Linked DNA regions of Homo sapiens: region 2 is linked to region 1. A link is an interaction called in ENCODE POLR2A ChIA-PET data of the cell type or tissue named here. Cell type or tissue: Panc1. All regions are shown on one strand. Links, peaks and the distances in the headings refer to the core of each region. The heading gives the core; the rest is flanking DNA.

Evidence for each region. Peaks named below come from ENCODE experiments on the same cell type or tissue, not always from the same donor. Only the 100,000 strongest peaks of a DNase experiment are listed, where the experiment ranks them.
Region 2: POLR2A ChIA-PET joins it to region 1 with 12 read pairs; 6 of 35 experiments call an interaction of 5 or more read pairs at or near these places.

Annotation. Positions count from the first base shown.
Region 1 is chr6:73,563,762-73,577,227 of GRCh38, reverse strand. EEF1A1-AS1 (EEF1A1 antisense RNA 1) reads right to left here. Exons shown (of 5, transcript NR_187283.1): 4 at 4,093-6,941; 5 at 975-1,650. Among named protein-coding and RNA genes, the nearest start is that of EEF1A1-AS1, 47 kb to the right of the region's middle. RefSeq lists enhancers at 498-1,213, 10,955-11,504, 13,155-13,466 and a silencer at 11,224-11,406. In Panc1, for the core only: no CTCF peak of the experiment used is centred there; no DNase peak of the experiment used is centred there; H3K27ac peaks cover 4,232 bases.
Region 2 is chr6:73,483,301-73,494,772 of GRCh38, reverse strand. It overlaps MTO1 (mitochondrial tRNA translation optimization 1), which reads right to left. Exons shown (of 12, transcript NM_012123.4): 10 at 2,421-2,539. It also overlaps the pseudogene RN7SL827P. Among named protein-coding and RNA genes, the nearest start is that of MTO1, 27 kb to the right of the region's middle. In Panc1, for the core only: no CTCF peak of the experiment used is centred there; no DNase peak of the experiment used is centred there.

The sequences.
Region 1 (13,466 bases), core at 1,410-9,409:
TGATCTGCCCGTCTTGGCCTCCCAAAGTGCTGGGATTACAGGCATCAGCCACCACACCCAGCCTGTAATTTAAAATTTTCTAGTAGCCACATTAAAAAATTAAAAATAGCCCAGGTATGGTGGCTCACGCCTGTAATCCCAGCAACTTGGGTGGCTGAGGCATGAGAATCGCTTGAACCCGGGAGGTGGAGGTTGCAGTGAGGCAAGATGGCACCACTGCACTCCAGCCTGGGCGACACAGAGAGACTCTGTCTCAAAAAAATAAAAAATAGGCTGGGCAAGGTGGCTCACACCTGTAATCCCAGCACTTTGGGAGGCTGAAGTGGGTGGATCACCTGAGGTCAGAAGTTCAAAACCAGCCTGACCAACATGGTGAAACCCCGTCTCTACTAAAAATACAAAAATTAGCCAGGCATGGTGGCTCACACTTGTAATCCTAGTTACTGGGGAGGCTGAGGCAGGAGAATCACTTGAACCCAGGAGGCAGAGGTTGCAGTGAGCCAAGATCATGCCACTTTACTCCAGCCTGGGCAATAGAGTGAGACTCCATCTCAAAAAAAAAAAAGAAAATGAAATTATCGGGGAACCTGCCCCCAGTAGTCACGTAGGTTCTTTTCTATTTTCCCTAAGCATCGGCCGGGTTGAAAAATAAAGGGACAGAGTACAAAAGAGAGAAATTTTAAAGCTGGGTGTCCGGGGGAGACATCACATGTTGGTAGGTTCCGTGATGCCCTGCAAGCTGTAAAATCAGCAAGTTTTTATTAGTGATTTTCAAAAGGGGAGGGAGTGTATGAATAGGGTGTGGGTCACAGAGATCACATGCTTCACAAGGTAATAGAATATCACAAGGCAAATGGAGGCAGGGCGAGATCACAGGACCACAGGACCTGGGCGAAATTAAAATTGCTAATGAAGTTTCAGGCACCATTGTCATTGATAACATCTTATCAGGAGACAAGGTTTGAGAGCAGACAACCGGTCTGACCAAAAATTTATTAGGCAGGAATTTCCTCATCCTAATAAGCCTGGGAGCGCTATGGGAGACTGGGGCTTATTTCATTCCTACAGTTTCTACCATAGAAGATGGCCACACCCAAGGGGGCCATTTTAGAGGCCTACCCTCAGGGGCACATTCTCTTTCTCAGGGATGTTCCTTGCTGAGAAAAAGAACTCAGCAATATTTCTCCCATTTGCTTTTGAAAGAAGAGAAATATGGCTCTGTTCTGCCTGGCTCACCAGCGGTCAGAGTTTAAGGTTATCTCTCTTGTTCCCTGAACATTGCTATTATCCTGTTCTTTTTCAAGGTGCTCAGATTTCATATTGTTCAAACACACATGCTCTACAATTTGTGCAGTTAACGCAATCATCACAGTGTCCTGAGGGGACATACATCCTCCTCAGCTTACGAGATGACAGGATTAAGAGATTAAAGTAAAGACAGGCATAGGAAATCACAAGGGTATTTGATTGGGGAAGTGATAAGTGTCCATGAAATCTTCACAATTTATGTTTAGAGATTGCAGTAAAGACAGGCATAAGAAATTATAAAAGTATTAACTTGGGGAACTAATAAATGTCCATGAAATCTGCACAATCCATGTTCTTCTGCCATGGCTTCAGCCGGTCCCTCTGTTCAGGGTCCCTGACTTCCTGCAACATGAAATAAAATAAAAAAATTAAAAATAGCCAAACACAATGGGTCGTGCCTGTAATTTCAACACTTAGGGAGGCAGAGGTGGGAGGATAGCTTGAGCTCAAGGGTTTGAGACCTGCCTGGGCAATATAGCAAGGCCCCATTCTCCACAAACAGAAAAAAAAGACCAAAAAAAAAATAAACAGGTTAAATTAATTTTAATAATAAATTTTATTTAACTCAATATATCAAAAATATTATTTCAACATGGTTGTTTTTGTTGTTGGTTTTGTTTGTTTTTTTTTTGTTTTTTTTTGAGATGGAGTCTTGCTCTGTCGCCCAGGCTGGAGTGCAGTGGCGCGATCTTGGCTCACTGCAAGCTCCGCTTCCCGGGTTCACACCATTCTCCTGCCTCAGCCTCCCAAGTAGCTGGGACTACAGGTGCCCACCACCACACCCGGATAATTTTTTGTGTTTTTAATAGAGACAGGGTTTCACCATGTTAGCTAGGGTGGTCTCAATATCCTGACCTTGTGATCCGCCCGCCTCAGCCTCCCAAAGTGCTGGGATTACAGGCGTGAGCCACCACGCCCGGCCTTGAGACAGGTTCTTGCTCTGTCACCCAGGCTGGAGTGTAGTGGTTCGATCTCAGCTCACTGTAACCTCCGCCTCATGGGTTCAAGCAATTCTCCTGCCTCCTGAGTAGCTGGGATTACAGACATGAACCACTACACCCAGCTAATTTTTGTATTTTTAGTAGAGACAGGGTTTCACCATGTTGGCCAGGCTGGTTTCGAACTCCTGTTCTCAAGCGATCTGCCTATCTCAGCCTCCTGAAGTGCTGGGATTACAGGCGTGAGCCAGCACACCTAGCCTTCAGCATGTAATCAATATAAAAATAAATAAATAAGTTGGGTACAGTGGCTCACTTCTATAATCCCAGCACTTGGGAGGCCGAGGCAGGAGCATCACTTGAATTCAGGAGTTGGAGACCAGCCTAGCCAACATAGCAAGACCTTATTTCTAAGTAAAAAATAAAAATAAAACTAATTTTTAAAAGAAAAAAAACATTAAATAGATATTTTACGTGTGTGTATGTTATGAAGTTTTTGGAATTTTATCTTTTTTAATTTGAGTCCAAGTCTCGCTCTGTCGCCCAGGCTGGAGTGCAGTGGCGTGATCCCCCCTGGCTCACTGCAACCTCCGTTTCCTGGGTTACTGCAACCTCCGTTTCCTGGGTTCAAGCAATTATCCTGCCTCAGCCTCCTGAGTAGCTGGGACTACAGACGTGTACCACCACACCCGGCTAATTTTTATGTTTTTAGTAGAGACATGGTTTCACCATGTTGGCCAGGCTGGTCTCAAACTCCTCGGCTCAAGCCCCCCTCGGCCTCCCAAAGTGCTGGGATTACAGGCATGAGCCACCATGCCCAGCTGAAGTTTTTGGAGTATTTTACACTTACAACTTAATTCGGACTACATTTTAAAAGCTCAATAGCCACATATGGCTAGTAGCTTCCATATTAGACAGGGCAGTTCTGAGCCCATTAGCACAACATTCCCATGGTGACAGTTATTGATCCAGGAGTGTAGGCTGGAGGCCTAAGTTGAGCTGATCAGACTGAAACAAAGGATTTATAGTCCATAATAGGAGAGGTTCTGCCTGCTGGTAGTTACAAGAGAAGCCTATAACTCTGATTGCTACTGGCAGCCTTAGTAGGAATCATCTCGGAACCATAAGGAAAAATCAGCAGCATTGGTGTTAGGATGACACCAACATTGAGGAGGAGTAGGGAGACAGAAAGTACCCTGGGTCCTGAATGACATTGCTGAGCCATTGATCAGACCGGGCCTAGAGCTCACCCTACTTCTAGTTATGAAAAATAATACATTTCCCCTTTGTTTAAGCCAGACTGAGTCAGTTTTCTGTAGCATCCAACAATATCCCAACATCAGAGCTAACCCTGGAATCCAAGTCTACAGCCTCCTACATCCAGGTTTCTTGACAAGGATGGCTCTCAAGAAAGAATTCTGACTAATTCTTTTTTTTTTTTTTTGGAGACGGAGTCTTGCTCTGTGGCCCAGCCTGGAGTGCAGTGGCACAATCTCAACTCATTGCAACCTCTGTCTCCTGGGTTCAAGCAATTCTCCTGCCTCAGCCTCCCGAGTAGCTGGGATTACAGGTGCACACCACCACACACAGCTAATTTTTTCTATTTTTAGTAGAGATGGGTTTTCACCAAGTTGGCCAGGCTGGTCTCGAACTCTTGACCTTAAATGATCTACCCACCTCAGCCTCCCAAAGTGCTGGGATTATAGGCATGAGCCACCATGCCCAGCCGAATTTTGGCTAATTCTTTTGGATCCCTCTTTGATTCTTTCTGTGGCACAGTAGTGGTAACTGCCAATGAATTGGAAGTAAAGATCCCTACAGATGCTAGTGCTTGTGAAGGCCTCACCTAACAGGTGGGTCCTCACAGCTGCCGATGTCAGCTTGAGAGGTGACAGCGTGCTGGCAGTCCTCACAGCCCTCGCTCGCTCTCGGCGCCTCCTCTGCCTGGGCTCCCACTTTGGCGGCACTTGAGGAGTCCTTCAGCCCAGCGCTGCACTGTGGGAGCCCCTTTCTGGGCTGGCCAAGGCCAGAGCCGGCTCCCTCAGCTTGCAGGGAGGTGTGGAGGGAGAGGCCCGAGCGGGAACCCGGGCTGCGCGTGGCGCTTGCGGGCCAGCTGGAGTTCCGGGTGGGCGTGGACTTGGCAGGCCCCGCACTCGGAGCAGCCGGCCGGCCCTGCCGACCCCGGGCAATGAGGGGCTTAGCACCCGGGCCAGCGGCTGCAGAGGGTGTACTGGGTCCCTCAGCAGTGCCAGCCCACCGGCGCTGGGCTCGATTTCTCACCGGGCCTTAGCTGCCTTCCCGCGGGGCAGGGCTCGGAACCTGCAACCCGCCATGCCTGAGCCTCCCACCCCCTCCATGGGCTCCTGTACGGCCCGAGCCTCCCCGACAAGTGCCACCCCCTGCTCCACGGCGCCCAGTCCCATCGACCACCCAAGGGCTGAGGAGTGCGGGCGCACGCACGCACTGGGACTGGCAGGCAGCTCCACCTGCCCCCCCAGTGCGGGATCCACTGGGTGAAGCCAGCTGGGCTCCTGAGTCTGGTGGGGACATGGAGAACCTTTATGTCTAGCTAAGGGATTGTAAATACACCAATCAGCACCCTGTGTCTAGCTCAGGGTTTGTGAAGGCACCAATCGACACTCTGTATCTAGCTACTCTGGTGGGGTCTTGGAGTACCTTTATGTCTAGCTCAGGGATTGTAAATACACCAATCCACACTCTGTATCTAGCTCAAGGTTTGTGAACACACCAATCAGCACCCTGTGTCTAGCTCAGGGTTTGTGAATGCACCAATCAACACTCTGTATCTAGCTACTCTGGTGGGTACTTGGAGAACCTTTGTGTTGACACTCTGTATCTAGCTAATCTGGTGGGGAGGTGGAGAACCTTTGTGTCTAGCTCAGGGATTGTAAATGCACCAATCAGCGCCCTGTAAAAACAGACCACTCAGCTCTACCAATCAGCAGGATGTGGGTGGGGCCAGATAAGAGAATAAAAGCAGGCTGCCCAAACTCTGCAGTGGCAACCCGCTTGGGTCCTCTTCCACGCGGGGGAAGCTTTGTTCTTTCGCTCTTTGCAATAAATCTTGCTGCTGCTTACTCTTTGGGTCCACACTGCTTTTTTTGACCTGTAACACTCACCGCGAAGGTCTGCAGCTTCACTCCTGAAGCCAGCAAGATCACGAGCCCACCAGGAGGAACGAACAACTCCAGATGCGCCACCTTAAGAGCTGTAACACTCACCGTGAAGGTCTGCAGCTTCACTTCTGAGCCAGTGAGACCACGAACCTACCAGAAGGAAGAGACTTCGAACACATCTGAACATCAGAAGGAGCAAACTCCGGACACGCTGCCTTTAAGAACTGTAATACTCACCGCAAGTGTCTGCGGCTTCATTCTTGAAGTCAGTGAGACCAAGAACCCACCAATTCCGGACACAATCTCAGAGCACAAGAATGGCTGGAAGTCCCTTCTCAGGGCAGCTGTTATTACACTGCGCTCTCAAGCTAGCCAGAGCTTCCTCCATCTGCCAGGGCAGGCATTTGTCACAGCCCTTCAACACCTCTCCTGGAACTGATAGACCCTGGGGCTGACCCAAATCTGGACAAGCTAGAGCCCTTTGCCAAGAGGCAGCCCAGGAAGCCACACTTTCCACTGTGATAGCAGCCTTTTCTGTCAGGGTGCTGAAGATCAGCATGTTCTAGGCCAACTGCTGGTGCCAGGAATTTAGAGGGAAGGTTGGAAAGACTGACAGGAGCACTGACAACTGCACGGCCATAAACCTAAGAGGAGCAGTACAAAGAAAGTGAACTGAAGAGATGCCACCATGGGAGTGAGAGAAAATTGCTCCCAAGCTCCGTTCATCCTGCATTGCTTAAAAGCAGCAGCAGCACGGTGTGAACTAACCTGCTCTGAGGCAAACAGACCTTATGGTTCACTTACAATGCACAGGTCTTACAGCCCCAAAACTATGAGGAAAGGCTGAGCCACAATTAATCAAGCCTCCTTCCCTTCTGTCTTGGAGAATATGCATCGTGCACCAGTTGCTGAAAAATGGCAACATGGTATAGTGAGAAGAACGTGGCTTCCAGACCAGAGATCTGCCACTCAGCACTGGTGCAATGGTGGACAAGTCACATGGCCTTCATGAGGCTTAGTTTTCTAGTCTCTAAAATGAACATTATTACAAATCTCACAACTTCGGAAGGTCTAATTTCTAAAATACATGTGAAACCCTTTGTTTTTATTATTTTTCTAAATAGAGACAGGGTCTTGCTATGTTACCCAGGCTGGTCTTGAACTCCTGGCCTCAAGCAGTCCTCCCCTCTCAGCCTGCTAAAGTGCTGGGGATTATAGGACGTGAAACCCTTAGTAAGCTAAGTGCTATAAATGTTCACTGTTATGACTTCTTTTATAAGGAAAAAGAAATGTCTCTGATGGTTTTTTAATACCCAGAAATTACTACCTACTCATTAATGCTTCCTCTGAAAAATAAATGAAAATCATAAATTTTTAAATACAATTATTTGTTCTTACAGCATTTGTTTCTATCCACTTACTTGCTCTGTGCCTCGGGTCCCTGGTTCACAAAAACAGACCTCAAGTACCTGTCCTGCACAATGCTGACAACTGGAATGATGGCCAAATGCACAGAACCCAAAGGTTTACTAAGCTTAAAGGCTTATACGTCTTCTTCCTGATCATTTCACAAAGAAAGAAAAAGGAAAAGGAAAAAAAGAATGTAAAAAATAAGGCTTATACATCAGGGGTGACACTCCAAAACAGTTACAGCATCTAATTACAAAACAGTTTGCCAAGGTGTAGGATCCAGCTCCCTAGGCCCTCTGAATGGTACCACATCTTGTTTCCTTCTGACCCTAGTATGTCACATCTGAATACCACGTCTTGTTTCCTTCTAACCCTAATACCCATGGCTCACAGACACCTTCTGTCCCAGCCAAGGAAATACATACCACATTGAACTAAGCTTCTTGGTCCCCTGTATCTAAAGATGAAGGAGAACATGCTATGTCAGCCTGGCTCGCAGAATAATTGGCCCTGCACACTAAACTAGAAAACACACACACACATACACGTGCAGATGCACGCATACATAAGCAAATATGGGCACGGTGGCTCACGCCTGTAATCCCAGCACTTTGGGAGGCCAAGGCAGGTGGATCACTTGAGGTCAGGAGTTCCAGACCAGCCTGGCCAACATGATGAAATCCCACCTCTACTAAAAATACAAAAATTAGCCGGGTGTGGTGGTGAACGCCTATGATCCCAGCTACTCAGGAGGCTGAGGCATGAGAATTGCTTTGGGGAACCTGGGAGACAAAGGTTGCAATGAGCCGAGATCGTGCCACTGCACTCCAGCCTGGGCAACAGAGCGAAACCCCATCTCAAAAATAAATAAATAAATATATAAAAATTAAAAATAAAATCATTTGCTTATGTGCCAGGGAATTTACAGCCAAGTAGTTAAGTAAAATGCATACAAACCCAAAGAGGAAGCACTTAACCAAGTATCTGTTTAAGTTAAACAGGGAGATGCAGATTACGTGTGCCAAACACAGCTGGGCTTCCATGCTACGGTTCTTGGCCCTTCTGAGTCCCTGGAGCTATGTGCCTCTGGAGTTTGGAGCAAGATCAGTGCAGCGGTAGTAATTTTTACAATGATGAACGACTGCCTCAGTTGAAAGCCTGCTTCCTCATCATCCCTTGCCCAAATCCTGCTGTTCGGTTCCCAGACTGCTCTGTTCCCACAAGTTTTTCCAGAGAACACTGTAGGCCAATACACATATTCAGGTGAGCTGAGAGGAAAACCACAACAGCTGGGAGCCAGAATAAAGGGCAGGCAATGTAATAAGGAGACACTAGCAAGATTGCTGGAACCCACAGGATTTGACCACATGCTTTCCAAAGGCAGTCCTACTAAGAGAATAGTCTAATATTCCATTTTATAAGTATGAATTCTTTGAAATTATCCTACAGGCTCTCTAGTGGTATTCTTGACTTATAAAGACATTATTATATCTGGCAGGGCATGGTGGCTCATGCCTATAATCCCAGTACTTTGGGAGGCCAAGGTGGGCGGATCACTTAAGCCAGGAGTTCGAGACCGGCCTGGCCAACATGGTGAAACCCTGTCTCTACTAAAAATACAAAAATTAGCCGGGCATGGTGGCACACACATGAAATCCCAGCTACTTGGGAGGCTGAGGCAGGAGAATCGCTTGAACCCGGGAGGCAGAGGTTGCAGTGAGCCAAGATTGTGCCACTGCACTCCAGCCAGCCTGGGCGACAGAGCGAGACTCCATCTCAAATAAAAAAATAAAAAAAAAGACATTATTATATTCAAAGACATACTTGTTCAACTGTTACATTCAACATGCACATAAACTAACTGGAAGATATGTAACAAGGGCAAAATGACTGGGAAATAACTATTTCTGAATTGATGCTTGCAGGCTGGCAGGATTTGGGGAAGGAAGAAGCTTGGAAATTTGTAGAACTGGCCCTGGGGCACACTTCTTGACCACCCAGCAAGCCACTTGGTTTCTGAGTCTGATTTCTGAGGCAGAGAGTTTCTTTTTTTTTTAGACAGAGTCTCGCTGTGTCACCCAGGCTGGAGTGCAGTGGCGCAATCTCGGCTCACTACAAGCTCCGCCTCCCAGGTTCATGCCATTCTCCTGCCTCAGCCTCCCGAGTAGTTGGGACCACAGGCGCCTGCTAGCACACCCGGCTAATTTTTTGGTATTTTTTTTTTTTAGTAGAGACGGGGTTTTACCGTGTTAGCCAGGATGGTCTCGATCTCCTGACCTCATGATCTGCCCGCCTCGGTCTCCCAAAGTGCTGGGATTACAGGCATGAGCCACCGCACCTGGCCAAGGCAAAGAGTTTCTTAACCAGGCATCATATTAAAGCAATGGTTCTTAAAGTGTACTATAAGGACCAGTAGTTTCAAAGAATATGCATTACTTTTAAACTTGTTAAAATGCAAATTATTGCTGGGCACGGTGGCTCATGCCTGTAATCCCAGCACTTTGGGAGGCCAAGGCGGGAGGATCACTTGAGGTCAGGAGTTTGAAACCAGCCTGGCCAACATGGCCAAACCCCATCTCTACTAAAAATACAAAAATTAGCCAGGTGTGGTGGTGGGCACCTGTAATCCCAGTGACTCGGGAGGCTGAGGCAGGAGAATCGTTTGAACCCAGGAGGGAGAGGTTGCAGTCCACTGCACTCCAGCCTGGGCAACAAAGCGAGACTTCGTCTCAAAAAAAAAAAAAGGAAATTACTGAGTCCTACCCAAACCTACAAAATTAGAAACTCTGGGCCTACCAATCTGTGTTTTCAGTTCACCTGGCCTCCAGGTAATGTGGTGGGTGTATTGTGAGGTATGACAAACATTATTTTAAAGTGCTGAAGCCTTCTGCCGTAGCTCCAGAGTAAAGACATCAAGCAGATCATCATCATCCTGGCTTGCATGGAATCTGGAACCAGGCAGCCCCAGTTGGCTTGCTGTAATCATAGTCACTCCAAGAACCCATTTCCTACCTCAGTTCACAATCTTTGGCAGTCTAAATCCTAAATCCTTGGCTGCTAGTCCCATACCCTTCCCTACCTCTGCTCGGCTTCACCTTAATGCTTCACTTGGTCTTCTTCCCAATTTGCCCTCACACCACCTACCCCACAGTATTTTCCAGATAATATGTGTAACAGACCAGGCGGATGCAAACTGAAGCACAGCACATGTACTTTGTACCCCGCTCCCTTACGCAACCTCAATTTGTCACCAAGCTGGCTGAGCATGAGGAAAACCTGACTCCGCCCTGTGAGCCGAGAACACACCAAGAATACACCAGAAACTCACCAGGAAGCCCCACCTCCCGGGAATAACTGTGGGGCCACCAGCTAGGATGTGTTATCCTGGCTCCCTCAAAACAATGGGAAATCAAAAAAAATTTTTTTTTGATGTTTAGTGGCATATAATAGGAGGTTATGAATGTAAATTCCAGGGTGGTTTCAAACTGGAGAGCCAGTAAATTCTTCCGTGAATTTGAGTAATGATTAAAAAGCAAACTAGAAGCTGGGCACGGGGGCTCACATCTGTAATCCCAGCACTTTGGGAAGCCAAGGTGGGTGGATCCCTTGAGCTCAGGAGTTCAAGACCAGCCTGGGCAACATGGAAAAACCCCATGTCTATAAAAAATTAGCCAGGCATGGTGGTGTGCACCTGTGGTCCCAGCTACTTGGGACAGGTGGGAGAATCACTTGAGCCCAGGAGGTGGAGGTTGCAGTGAGCTGAGATTGCACCACTGTACTCCAGCCTGGGCAACAGAGTGAGACTCTGAAAAGAAAGAAATTAGAAAACCATCAAATGGCACCTTTGACGGAAGATGCAGGCTACATCATCTTACTCACATCTACTCTAGCATTTTCGAAACTGCATTAGCAAAATATTTGAGCTACTATCTCTTAAAACTTCCCTCCAAGCAGTCCTTCAGGCCAATTTTGGGGAGGTGGGAAGTTGAATAGTGGCTCATTTGATTATCGTTGGTTCAAAATGCCATGGCAAAACACACTTTAATAATAAGGAATACAGATTTGTATTTTAACTTGCATATGGCTTCCTATTCTCTACACTAAATATGCAGGAATCCCAGAGGCCTGGGGCAGGAATGTGTAGCTGCCTGTGCACACTCAAATGGCAGACATTCTTTAAATGTTTGTGGACCCTGTCCCTTCCGCCTCTGTCTCCTAGTCTTAAGCTACCCAGTGTCCTAGTTTCTAGGCTTGTCCTGCTCTAACTTTTCAGCCAAAATAGCACAGTATTTTAACAATGCTTTTTTTTTTTTTTTTTTTTTTAAGATGGAATCTCGCTCTGTCACCCAGGCTGGAGTGCAGTGGCACAATTTCGGCTCACCACACCCTCTGCCTCCTGGGTTCAAGCAATTCTTCTGCCTCAGCCTCCCAAGTAGCTGGGATTACAGGTGCCCACCACCATACTGGCAGTAGAGACGGGGTTTCACTACATCGGCCAACCGGTGTCAAACTGCTGACCTCAGGTGATCCGCACGCCTCAGCCTCTCAAAGTGCTGAGATTACAGGCGTAAGCCACCGTGCCTGGCCAACAATGCTTCTTATACTTAATGTGCATACAGATTCATTTGGAATCTTGCTAAAATGCAGATTTGAATTCAACAGGTCTAAGGGGTGCCCAAGATGCTTCCTTTCTAACAAACTCCCAGAGGTTGCCCCTTGTTCCTGGTCCACAGGCCACACTGAATAGCAAAGCTCTACAGGAGTCAGCAGACTTTTTCTGAAAAGGGACAGATAGTACAAATTTAAGACTTTGTGGGACATAGGGTCTCTGTCCAACTGCACAATTCTGCTGTTGTAGCATGAAAACAGACAGAACATGTAAATGATAGGTGTATTACCAGAAAGGGTCCTGATCCAGACCCTTAGAGAGGGTTCTTGGATCTCGAGCAAGAAAGAATTTGAGCTGAATCCATAAAGTGAAAGTAAGTTTATTAAGAAAGTAAAGAAATAAAGAATGGCTCCTCACAGGCACAGCAGCAGCATGGGCTGCTGGTTGGCTATTTTATGGTGTTTTTTTATTTTGTTTTTGTTTTTAAGACAGAGTTCTGCTCTTTTCACCCAGCCTGGAGTACAATGGTACGATCTCAGCTCACTGCAACCTCCGCTTCCCCGGTTTAAGCGATTCTCCTGCCTCAGCTTACCCAGTAGCTGGGATTACAGGCACCCGCCACCACGCCTAACTTTTTTGTATTTTTAGTAGAGATGGGGTTTCGCCATGTTAGCCATGCTAGACTCGAACTCCTGACCTCAGGTGATCTGTTTGCCTCGACCCACCAAAGTGTTGGGATTACAGGCATGAACCACCACACCCAGCCCACTTTTATGGTTATTTCTTGATTATATGCTAAACAAGGGGTGTCTTATTCATGAGTTTTCCAGGAAAGGGGTGGGCAGTTTCCGGAACTGAGAGCTCCTCCCCTTTCTAGACCATATAGGGTAACTTCCTGACATTGCCATGGCATTAGTAAACTGTCACGGTTCTGGTAGGAGTATAGCAGTGAGAACAACCAGTGGTCACTCTCGTCGCCATCTTGGTTTTGATGCTTCTTTAGTGCAACCTGTTTTATCAGCAAGGTCTTTATGACCTGTATCTTGTGCTGACCCCGTATCTCATCCTGTGACTTAGACTGTCTGGGAATGCCGCCCAGATGGTCTCAGCCTTATTTTACCTAGCCACTATTCAAGATGGAGTTGCTCTGGTTCACACGCCTCTGACATAGGGACCCAAGTGTAGGTCTTAACTCAGCCATTTACTAACTCTATGGCTCAAGTAAGTCGCCTCTTGGATTCTCATTTAACTAAACCGTTACATGGGAGCAAAAATTCTTATCTTAGGGCTGTTTGCCTAGTGCCTGGCACACATCAGGTCTTCAATAGAAGGAAATTAATATTATTGGCATTTCCAGCTAACTTCCTTATACATTATTTTCGCTAATTTAGTCACCCCATTAAAACCCCTTGTGGCTCCCTGTTTCCCACTGGATCAAGTTTAAACACCTCTGTGTGATCTTCAAGGCCCTCTAGTATCTGACACACCCTTTCCCATTTTATTCTGAGCCTTCCCACTTTCAGGTTAGTCAAGTAGATTTTTCACTGTTCCTAGCCTACTGTGACATATCCCCTTCACTGGAATATTTTTGCTTATCTCCTTTGCTTTCTACAAACTAAGCAATTAGGGCTCAGTTCAGTTCTGTCTCTTCCATAAAAACCGACCTTAGAATTATTATTGTTTTCTATGGTCCATTTCATGCACACAGTTCCTCATACCATATATTATTAAGTTCTTGCTAACAATTACTTGAATAATATTTGCCTAATATGTCCATGTTATCACTTTTTTTTTTCTGTATTTAAATAGAGACCGAGTCTCACTGTGTTGCCCAGGCTGGTCTCAAATTTCTGGGCTCAAGTGACTCTCCCACCTGGGCCTCCCAAAGGCCCATTACAGATGTGAGGTACCACACCCAACCTATGTTGTCCCTTTTTTTTTTTTTTTTTTTTTGAGACAGAGTCTGGCTCTATCGCCCAGGCTGGAGTGCAGTGGCACGATCTTGGCTCACTGCAACCTGCGCCTCCTGGGTTCAAGCAGTGGTCTCAATCTCCTGATCTCATG
Region 2 (11,472 bases), core at 1-8,000, 81 kb after region 1:
CAGGAGCAGTGCCTCATGCCTGTAATCCCAGCACTTTGGGAGGCCGAGGCGGGTGGATCACCTGAAGTCAGGAGTTCAAGACCAGCCTGGCCAAATAGTGAAACCCCGTCTCTACTAAAAATAAAAAAATTAGCCAGGCGTGGTGGTGCATGCCTGTACTCACAGCTACTCAGGAGGCTGAGGCAGGAGAATTGTTTGAACCCAGGAGGTGGAGGTTGCAGTGAGCCAAAATTGCGCCACTGGAATCCAGCCTGGGCGACAAAGCGAGACTCCGTCTCAAAAAAAAAAAAAAAGAAAAAAAAAGAAAATGCCACTGCTAGAAGGAATGCAGCATGATCACCATTCTGGCTGGTTCCCAAAGAGCATAGTCTTTTCCTGTTTGAACAGCACACCATCATCCAACTTTGTCTTCCCTTCTCACCATGTTATCCTGTTCCCTGCTTTTTTCACTACATCATTTTCCACCCATGAAAAAACACCTTCTATCAAAATGCAGAAGCCAATATTATTCTCAGTATTTTCTTTTCTTTTTTTTTTAAGATGAAGTCTCGCTCTTGTCGCTCAGGCTGGAGTGCAATGGTGCGATCTCGGCTCACTGCAACCTCCGTCTCCTGGGTGCAAGCAATTCTCCTGCCTCAGCCTCCCGAGTAGCTGGGATTATAGGTGCCTGCCACCATGCTCAGCTAATTTTTTTGTATTTTTAGTAGAGATGGGGTTTCACCATGTTGGCCAGGCTGGTCTCGAACTTCTGACCTCAGGTGATCTGCCCACCTCAGCCTCCCAAAGTGCTGGGATTACAGGCGTGAGCCACTACGCCCAGCTTCAGTATTTTCATAATAAAAATTTTCATTATGAAAAACTTAAAAAAATGCAGAGCAACTACCAGAGACACCTGTGGCTTTGATGGTCTATAAACTGACCAAGAGTATTGATACAAAGTAAGTATTTGTCAATGGTAGAGTATTTCAGTATACTGTCAAAGCCAAAGATAGTATTATTTTTCTCATTATTAAAACATTAGGTGGGGAGAGTATAAAAAGAAAGTTCAGGGTTAAAAAAATATATAAAGATATATATATATATGCTGGGTGCAGTGGCTCACACCTGTAATCCCAGCACTTTGGGAGGCCAAGGCGGGCGGATCACCTGAGGTCAGGAGTTTGAGACCAGCCTGGCCAATGTGATGAAACCCTGTCTCTACTAAAAATACAAAAATTTGCCGGGCCTTGTGGCGGGGCCCTGTAACCCCAGCTACTTGGGAGGCTGAGGCAGGAGAATTGCATGAACCTGGGAGGTGTAGGTTGCAGTGAGCCAAGATTGCACCATTGCACTCCAGCCTGGGCAACAAAAGTGAAACTCCATCTCAAAAAAGAAAAAACCAAAACACACACACACACACACACACACACACACACACATACATGCACATTTCAAATAAGTGGTACTGTGGTGCCCTCCTATAAAAAATATTTATTTTTGGCCAGGTGCAGTGGCTCACGCCTGTAATCCCTGGCACTTTGGGAGGCCGAGGCAGGCAGATCACCTGAGCAGGAGTTCGAGACCAGCCTGGCCAACATGGTGAAACCCCGTGAACACTAAAAATACAAAAAATTAGCCAGGCGTGGTGGTGCATGCCTGTAATCCCAGCTACTCAGGAGGCTGAGGCAGGAGAATCACTTGAACCCGGGAGGGAGAGGTTGCAGTGAACCGAGATCATGCCACTGCACCCCAGCCTGGGCAAGAAGAAGGAAACTCCTCCTCAAAAAAAAAAAAAAAAATACACACACACACACACACACACACATATATTATATATATATTTATTTATAGGAGGACTCTGCAGTACCACTTATTTGAAATGTGCATGTAAATCACCTGAAAAGCATGTTTAAATATAGATTCTCAGTGGGTCTGAGGTGAAGCCTGAGGGTCTGTATTTCCTTTTTTTAATTTTTTTTTTTTTTTTAGATGTCATCTTGCTCTGTCACCCAGGCTGGAGTACAGCGATCTTGGCTCACTGCAACCTCCACCTCCCAGCCTCAAGCAATCCTCCCACCTCTGTCTCCATAGTAGTTGGCACTACAGGCATGTATCTTCACATCCAGCTAATTTTTTGTATTTTTTTTGTAGAGACAGGGTTTTGCCATATTGGCCAGGCTGGTCCGGAATGCCCAGGCTCAAGAAATCAGCCCACCTCAGCCTCCCAAAGTGCTGGGATTATAAGCATGAGCCACTGTGCCCAGCCAAGATTCTGTATTTCTAACAAGCTTGTAGGTGTTGCAATGCTCTTAGCTGAGGACCACACTTTTGAAAAGCACAGAAGCTAACACTGTGCTGGTCCAACAGTAATAATGGATCTGTTGTCTATTCATAATTTGCACATATGATAAAGGTATGTTAAGTCAAAAATTATTTTCTACCTTCTATTTTCAGTCTTTCAGCCAGCTCTCTACATTTAGTATACTTCTTCAAGGGCTCTGGAACAGCCTTGGCTAATGAATCCATGTCAACTTCCTCATACTTCAGAACATCGAGAGCTCTGCAAATATATGAAAGTTTCATTAACATAAGGATCCATGTCATATAAGGCAGATCAAGAACAAGATTCTTTGAAATAATATCAGATCTCAGAATAAATACCAAAAGATTATTTCTTTTTTTTTTTTTTTGAGATGGAGTCTCGCTCTGTCGCCCATCAACTGTAGTGCAGTGGTACAATCTTGGCTCACTGCAATCCCCACCTGCTGGGTTCAAGCAATTCTCCTGCCTCAGACTCCCTAGTAGCTGGGACTACAGGCATGCGCCACCATGCCCGGCTATTTTTTTGTATTTTTAGTAGAGACGGGGTTTCACCATGCTGGCCAGGCTGGTCTCGAACTCCTGACCTCGTGATCTGCTAAACTGCTGGGATTACAGGCATAAGCCACTGCGCCCGGCCCCAAAAGATTATTTCTAAGTATAGTGAGCAAATGCAGCAGCATCTGCTAAACAGTAGCACCTCAATAAGATGTATTATTTGATTTTCCCCAACTCCTTATCTGGAGAATTAAGTTGCTGGTAAGGGTGGCATGGCTGTAATCCATTTGTCTTTCCTTTCATATAGAATATCATCTCATAACAAGGGTTTCACTGAATTCCCTAAGCACTGGAATGTACTTTACATCTAAGCCATGTTAAGTCCTACAGTCCTGTGAATTAGTCATCCTTTTGCATGCTAGGAACCATGACAGTGATCTCCTGCTTTCTTTTACTGAACTCCCTAAGGAAGAACAAGAGGCCATTATGAGCATGTTTTAAGTCTCTGCAAAACAAACTGATAAAAATGATATAGGGGTTCATAAGTCTTTTTCTTCTTCTTCTTTTTTTTTTTTTTTTTGTAGAGACAGGGTTTTGTCATGTTGCCCAGGTGATCTGCGTACCTCGGCCTCCCAAAGTGCCAGGATTACATGAGTGAGCTACTGTGCCCGGCTGGTTCATAAATATTCTGTCTGATTTTTTTTTTTTTTCCTAATTTGGTATAATCTACATGTCAACTTTTACCACATGGAAATTTTTGATAGTCACTTCTCAATTCTGCTTCTACTACCCACTCTGGATGGGCTAAAGCCTCCATGGCCAATGCCTTACCTTTCCTTGGGAGAGGAGAGCAATGTATGCAGATAGCAGGGACAATTACTAAAATTCCCAGGCAACTTACCTAGGCCAACAAAAGAACATGCCTAAGTATTAATGCACATAGATCCAGTGAGATTTCCAATAACTTAATTCATTGGCACTTGTTGAGATCAAACTAGTGAGCAAAACTTCAGCTGTGTTTAGCCTTCAGAAGTGCTGGAGCTCCTATGACCACTTTAATCCCTTTTATACTGATCTCAGGTCTCCCCTCTTGATATTACAAAGCCCCCACCCCCAACTTGACCCAGACCTTCTCCTAAAATGGACCTAGCTAGGTCACTTGTTGCTCTGTTAATTATTACTTACTTCATTTACATATACCTTTATTTTGCTGTAATTTACTTAGAAGGTTATTGCCATGGCTTTTTTTTTTTAGAAATAGAAAATTTCATCCTAAAATTTGTATGGAATCACAAGGAACCCCAAATAATCAAAACAATTTTGAAAAAAGAACATGGTTAGAGGCCTTATACTTCCTGATTTCAAACATATTACAAAGCTACAGTAATCAAAACAGCATGGTACTGGCACAAAGACAGATACATAGACCAGTGTAATAGAAAACCCAGAAATAGAAAACTGGCTAGCCATATGTAGAAAGCTGAAACTGGATCCCTTCCTTACACCTTATACAAAAATTAATTCAAGATGGATTAAAGACTTAAATATTAGACCTAAAACCATAAAAAACCCTAGAAGAAAACCTAGGCAACACCATTTAGGACATAGGCATGGGCAAGGACTTCATGAATAAAACACCAAAAGCAATGGCAACAAATGCCAAAATTGACAAATGGGATCTAATTAAACTAAAGAGCTCATACACAGCAAAAGAAACTACCATCAGAGTGAACAGGCAACCTACAGAATGGGAGAAAATTTTTACAATCTACCCATCTGACAAAGGGCTAATATCCAGAATCTATAAAGAACTTAAACAAATTTACAAGAAAAAATCAAACAACCCCATCAAAAAGTGGGCAAAGGATATGAACACACACTTCTCAAAAGAAGACATTTACGCAGCCAACAGGCACACGAAAAAATGCTCATCATCACTGGCCATCAGAGAAATGCAAATCAAAACCACAATGAGATACCATCTCACACCAGTTAGAATGGTGATCATTAAAAAATCAGGAAACAACAGGTGCTGGAGAGGATGTGGAGAAATAGGAACACTTTTACACTGTTGGTGGAACTGTAAACTAGTTTAACCATTGTGGAAGGCAGTGTGGTGATTCCTAAGGATCTAGAACTAGAAATACCATTTGACCCAGCCATTCCATTACTGGGTATATACGCAAAGGATTATAAATCATGCTTTATAATTAAAAGACACATGCACACGTATGTTTATTGTGGCACTATTCACAATAGCAAAGCCTTGGAACCAACCCAAATGTCCATCAATGATAGACTGGATTAAGAAAATGTGCCACATATACACCATGGAATACTATGCAGCCATAAAAAAAGATGAGTTCATGTCCTTTGTAGGGACATGGATGAAGCTGGAAACCATCATTCTGAGCAAACTATCACAAGGACAGAAAACCAAACATTGCATGTTCTCACTCATAGGTCAGAATTGAACAATGAGAACACTTGGACACAGGGTGGGGAACATCACATGCCGGGGCCTGTTGTGGGGTGGGGGGAGGGGTGAGGGATAGCATTAGGAGATATACCTAATGTAAATGTCGAGTTAACAGGTGCAGCACACCAACATGGCACATGTATATATATGTAACAAACCTGCACGTTGTGCACATGTACCCTAGAACTTAAAAGTATAATAATATACAAAAAAAAAAAAGAAAAAAAGAAAACCCAGAAATAAACCCTCACTATATAATCAAATGATTTTGACAAGCATACCAAGACCACCCAATGGGGGTTTCTTCAACAAATAATGTTGAGAAAGCTGGATATCCAAACAGCAAAAGAATGAAGTTGGACCCTTACCTTATGTCATATACAAAAATCAACACAATATGTATTAAAGACCTAAGGAAAGGCCTTAAGGTATAAAATTTCTAGAAGAAAACATACAGGAAAAGCTTCATGACATTAGCTTTGCCAGTGATTTCTTGGCTGACACCAAAAGCACAAGAAACAAAAGCAAAAGTAGACAAATGGAACTAGATCCATTTTGTTGTTGTTGTTGTTGTTGTTTTTTAGACGGAGTCTTGCTCTGTCATCCAGGCAGAGTGCAGTGGCATGATCTGTGCTCACTGCAACCTCCATCTCCCGGGTTCAAGCAATTCTCGTGCTTCAGCCCGCTCAGTAGCTGGGACTACAGACATGTGCCACCATGCGTGGCTAATTTTTTTTTTTTTTGTATTTTTGGTAGAGATGGGGTTTTGCCACACTGGCCAGGCTCGTCTTGAACTCCTGACCTCAGGTAATCTGCTTGCCTCAGCCTCCCAAGTGCTGAAATTACAGGCACAAGCTACCATGCCCAGCCTACATTAAATTTTTTTAAAATGTACATCAAAGGATACAAACAACAGAGTGAAAACACAATCCACAGAATGGGAGAAAATATTTGTAAATCATATATCTGAAATGGGGTTAATATCCAGTATACATAAAGAACTACAATTCAACAATAAAAAAATCTGGCGAGGCATGGTGACTACGTCTGTAATCCTAGTGCTTTGGGAGACCAAGGTGGGAGAGTTAATTGTGGCCAGGAGTTCAAGACCAACCTTGGCAACACAGCAAGATCCTGTCTCTACAAGAAATAAAAATCTAGCTGGATGTGGTGGTGTGCACCTGTGGTCCTAGCTACTTGGGAGGCTGAGGTGGGAGGATCACCTGAGTCATGGAGCTTGAGGCTGCAGTGAGCTATGATTGTACCACTGCACTCCACCCTGGGTGACAGAGGGAGACCCTGTCTCTGGAAAAAAAACCTAAACAACTGATTTAAAAAATGGGCAAAGAATTTGAATAGATACTTCTCCAATGATATAAAAATAGCTAACAAGCACATGAAAAGATGCTCAACATCCACTAATCATCAGAGAAATAAAATCAAAGCCACAATGAGATATCACCTCACATCCACTAGGATGGCTACTATCAAAAAACAGAAGATGACAACTGTTGGTGAGTATGTGGAGAAATGGGCAATCTTGTGCACTGTTGAAGGGACTGTAAAATGATGCGATCACGATAGAAAACAGTTCCTCAAAAAATTAAAATTAGAACTACTGCCAGGTGTGGTGGTGCGAGCATGTAGTCTCAGCTACTCGGGAGGCTGAGGCGGGAGGATCGCTTGAGCCCAGGAGTTCTGGACTGTAGTGCTCTACGCTGATTGGGTCTCCACACTAAGTTCAGCATCAATATGGTGACCTCCCAGGAGTGGGGGATTACCAGGTTGCCTAAGAAGGCGTGAGCCAGCCCAGGTCAGCCAAAACTCCTGTGCTGATCAATAGTGGGATCTGTGCCTGTGAAAAGCCACTGCACTCCAGCCTGGGAAACATAGCGAGATCCTGTCTCTAAAAAAAAAAAACTAAGAAAAAAAAAAAAAAAACCCACAGAGACCTACAACTACCACATGATGCTGCAATTCCACTTCTGGGTATACACTCAAAAAAATTGAAAGCAGGGGCCAGGTGTGGTGGGTCATGCCTGTAATTCCAGCATTTTGGGAGGCCGAGGCAGGTGGTCAGGAGTTCGAGACCAGCCTAGCCAACATGGTGAAACCCCATCTCTACTAAAAATACAAAAAGTAGCTGGGATTACTGGTGGGTGCCTGTAATCCCAGCTACTTGGGAGGCTGAGGCACAAGAATAGCTGGAACCAGGGGGCGAAGGTTGCAGTGAGCAGAAATTGTGCCACTCCAATCTGAGTGACAGAGTGAGACGGTCTCAAAAAAAAAAAAAAAAAAAATTGAAAGCAGGGTCTTGAAGATATCTTTGTATACCCATGTTCATAGCAGCACTAACATGTACATTAACATTTACATTTACAATAAGGTGAAAGCAACTCAAGTGTCCATCAACAGATGAATAGATAAACACAATGTGGTATATACATAAAATGGAGTATCATTCAACCTTAAAAAGGAATAAAATCCTGTTACATGTTACAAGGTAGATGAACCCTGAGGACATTTATTATTATTATTATAGAGAATGGGTCTTGCTCTGTCACCCCAGCTGGAGGGCAGTGGCACAAATGCAGCTTATTGCAGCCTCGACCTCCTGGGTTCAAAGGATCCTCCCACCTTAGCCTCCCAAAGTGCTGGGATTCCAGGCATGAGCCACCATTCCTGGTCGTGAGGACATTATGTTACATGAAATAAGCCAGTCACAAAAACACATACTGTATGAGTCTTTTCTTTTTTTTTGAGAGAAGTCTCACTCTTGTCCCTCAGGTTTGGGTGCAATGGCTTGATCTCGGCTCACTGCAACCTCCGCTTCCCAGGTTCAAACGATTCTCCTGCCTCTGCCTCCCAAGTAGCTGGGATTAAGATGTCTGCCACCACGCCTGGAAAATTTGTGTATTTTTTAGTAGAGACGAGGTTTCACCATGTTGGCCAGGCTGGTTTCGAACTCCTGACCTCAGGTGATCCGCCTGCCTCGGCTTCCTAAAGTGCTGGGATTACAGGCGTGAGCCACCGTGCCTGGCCACATACTGTATGATTCTAGTCAAATCCATAGAAACAGAGTAGAATGGGGTTACCAGGGGCTGGGGGAAGGAGAGAAAGGGGGAGTTACTGTCTAATGGGTATAGTGTTTGAGTTTTGCAAGATGAAAAAGTCCTGGAGATCTATTTTGCAACCATATGAATATACTTAAACTACTGAAATGTACACTTACAAATAGTTAAGATGGTAATTATGTTCTTTTTTGGGGGGATTATGTCTGTAATCCCAGCACTTTGGGAGGCAGAGGTAGGAGAATCACCTGAGCACCAGAATTCGAGATAGTTTTAAAAAAATCTGTTCACAAGGCTTTGAGCTATTCTCAACTCCAAACTTCAAGAACTGCTTTGAATCAAGCCTAAGCCTCAGAGTACAGAGCTCTGGCAAAGAATGGATAAGTTAGCATACTTCAACAAAGCCAGGAGGGAATTTCTGAGCTACCTAACACATCAATACATTTCTCTGTAATCCTGACAGAAAATGTGTGTGTGTGTGTGTGTATGTGTTACGCATAGGTGCACATGTACATGCATTTGTGTATCTCTTCTGTTAAATGCCTGTTCAGAGTCAGGTTCAACTGGTCAGCGCTTACTACATAGTCTGGCATGTATGCAGCAAGTGTATTTTTAACCGGATTTTAAAATCTTTTTAGCTTTATATGTCTGGGCATTGATCAAGTGAGTTCGCTAAAAAAGGCTAAGGCCAGGCACAGTGACTCATGCCTGTAATCCCAGCACTTTGGGAGGCCAAGGCAGGCAGATCTTGAGGTAAGGAGATTGAGACCATCCTGGCTAACACGGTGAAACCCTGTCTCTACTAAAAATACAAACAAAAATTAGCCAGGCATGGTGGCAAGCGCCTGTAGGCCCAGCTACTCAGAAGGCTGAGGCAGGAGAATCACTTGAACCCAGGAGGCGGAGGTTGCAGTGAGCCAAGATTGTGCCATTGCACTCCAGCCTAGGTGACAGAGTGAGACTCCGTCTCAAAAAAAAAAAAAAAGAAAGAAAGAAAGGCTAAGTGGTAGACTGCAAATATTCTCAAATCAAATATGTAGACTGATTCCTCCTGAAGGGAAATATGCCTGAATTAAAAAGGAATCTGGCCAAATTACCTTTTTAAACTGACCTTTTTAAAAAAAATCCATCTAAACAAAATGGCTACTCCTGGGATTGTTATGGTAAAAACATAGCTGATAAGTTTTCATTGTTCATTTGTTCATCTTTTTATTCATCAGTTAGCATCTGAGACTGCTGAAAACGATCACTTCCCACACTCTCAATATTCATCAATACACATCAGTCACATTCAATGCAAGTTCCTATTACACGAATTAGTGTGATATTTGTTATAAAAGAAAGCATAGTGTTATATAAATTCTTTTTTTTTTTTTTTTTGATACAGAGACTTGCTGTGTCACGCAGGCTGGAGTGCAGTGGTGTGATTTCGGCTCACTGCAACTTCTGCCTTCTAGGTTCAAGTGATTCTCCTCCCTCAGCCTCTTGAATAGCTGGGATTACAGGTGTGCTCCACCATGCCTGGCTAATTTTTGTATTTTTAGTAGAGACAGGGTTTTGCCATGTCTGGTCTTGACTTCTGGCCTCAAGTGATCTGCCCACCTCAGCCTCCCAAAACGATGGGATTACAGGCATGAGCCACTGTGCCTGGCCTGTGTTATAAATTATTTGTCCAACTTTTGAAATAATGTGAACCCTCCTAAATTTAAACAAATGAATAAACAGCTGGAGAAATGAGTCAATTTTAAACTGCTTACACTACAACCATTTCCTGGTGCCTAGTGTAAGCCAGTTAGCTAGTAAACAAATATATCCACTGCTATAGTCTGAATGTTGGTAGTATCCCCCACTTAAATTCTTATGTTGGAATCTAATGCTCAATATGACAGTTTTTAGAGGTGGGGCCCTTAGGAGGTGATTAGGGCATGAGGGTTCTGGCGCTTATAAGTGGGATTAGTGCCCCAATAAAAGAGGGTTGGGGAGCTTTTTGCCCTTTTGCTATGTGAGAACACAGCAAGAAGGCACCATCTTGGAAGCAAACAGCAAGCCCTCACCAGACACCTAATCTGCTGGTGCCTTGATCTTGGACTTCAGTCTCCAAAACTGTCAGCAATAAATTACTGTTGTTTATAAATTATCCAGTCTAAGGTGTTTTGTTATAGCAGTCTGAATGGACAAAGATATCCACCATCCTTATTTGTGAATAAGGCTGTCATTTCTATGAATGAGATCCCCTGATATGAAAGATGATTACGCAAATTCTTTAAAACCTGCTGTTACTATTATTAAAAATCTGTTTCATTGCTGGTGCTAGTGCTTTGGGAAACCCTCATGAAAATAAAAACTTGGGCCAGGCATGGTGGCTCATCCCTGTAATCCCAGCACTTTGAGAGGCCAAGGCAGGTGGATCACTTAAGGTCAAGAGTTCGAGCACAGCCTGGCCAACATGGTGAAACCCTGTCTCTACTAAAAATACAAAAATTAGCCGGGTGTGGTGGTGCATGCCTGTAATCCTAGCTACTCAGGAGGCTGAGGCAGGAGAATTGCTTGAACCCGGGAGGCAGAGGTTGCAGTGAGCCGAGATCATGCCATTGCACTCCTGACAGAGTGAGACTCCATCTCAAAAAAAAAAAAAAAAAAAATAGCCAGGTGTGGTGGCAGGCGCCTGTAATCCCAACTACTTGGGAGGCTGAGGCAGGAGAATCACTTGAACCCAGAAGCTGGGAGGTTGCGATGAGCCGAGATCGCACCATTGCACTCTAGCCTGAGCAAGGAGAGTGAAACTCCATCTCAAAAAAATTAAAAACAAAGGAGTTTCCTTGCTATAGCTCATGGACAAGATCAGATCATTCCACATTGCTCCAAGACTAGAAAAGAAAGCAGATAACAACTTTTCTTGGTTTGAGCCTTCTAAATCTTATGAAAGCCAAAAGAACTCAATGGGAGCCACAGAGAAATCATATAAAAAATAAAAATAATAATTTAGAATATATATATATATGTGATTTTTTCTTTTCTTTGAGACAGGGTCTCACTCTCACCCAGGCTGGAGTGCAGAGGCGTGATCTTGGCTCACTGCAACCTCTGCCTCCTAGGTTCAAGTGATTCTCCTGCCTCAACCTCCCA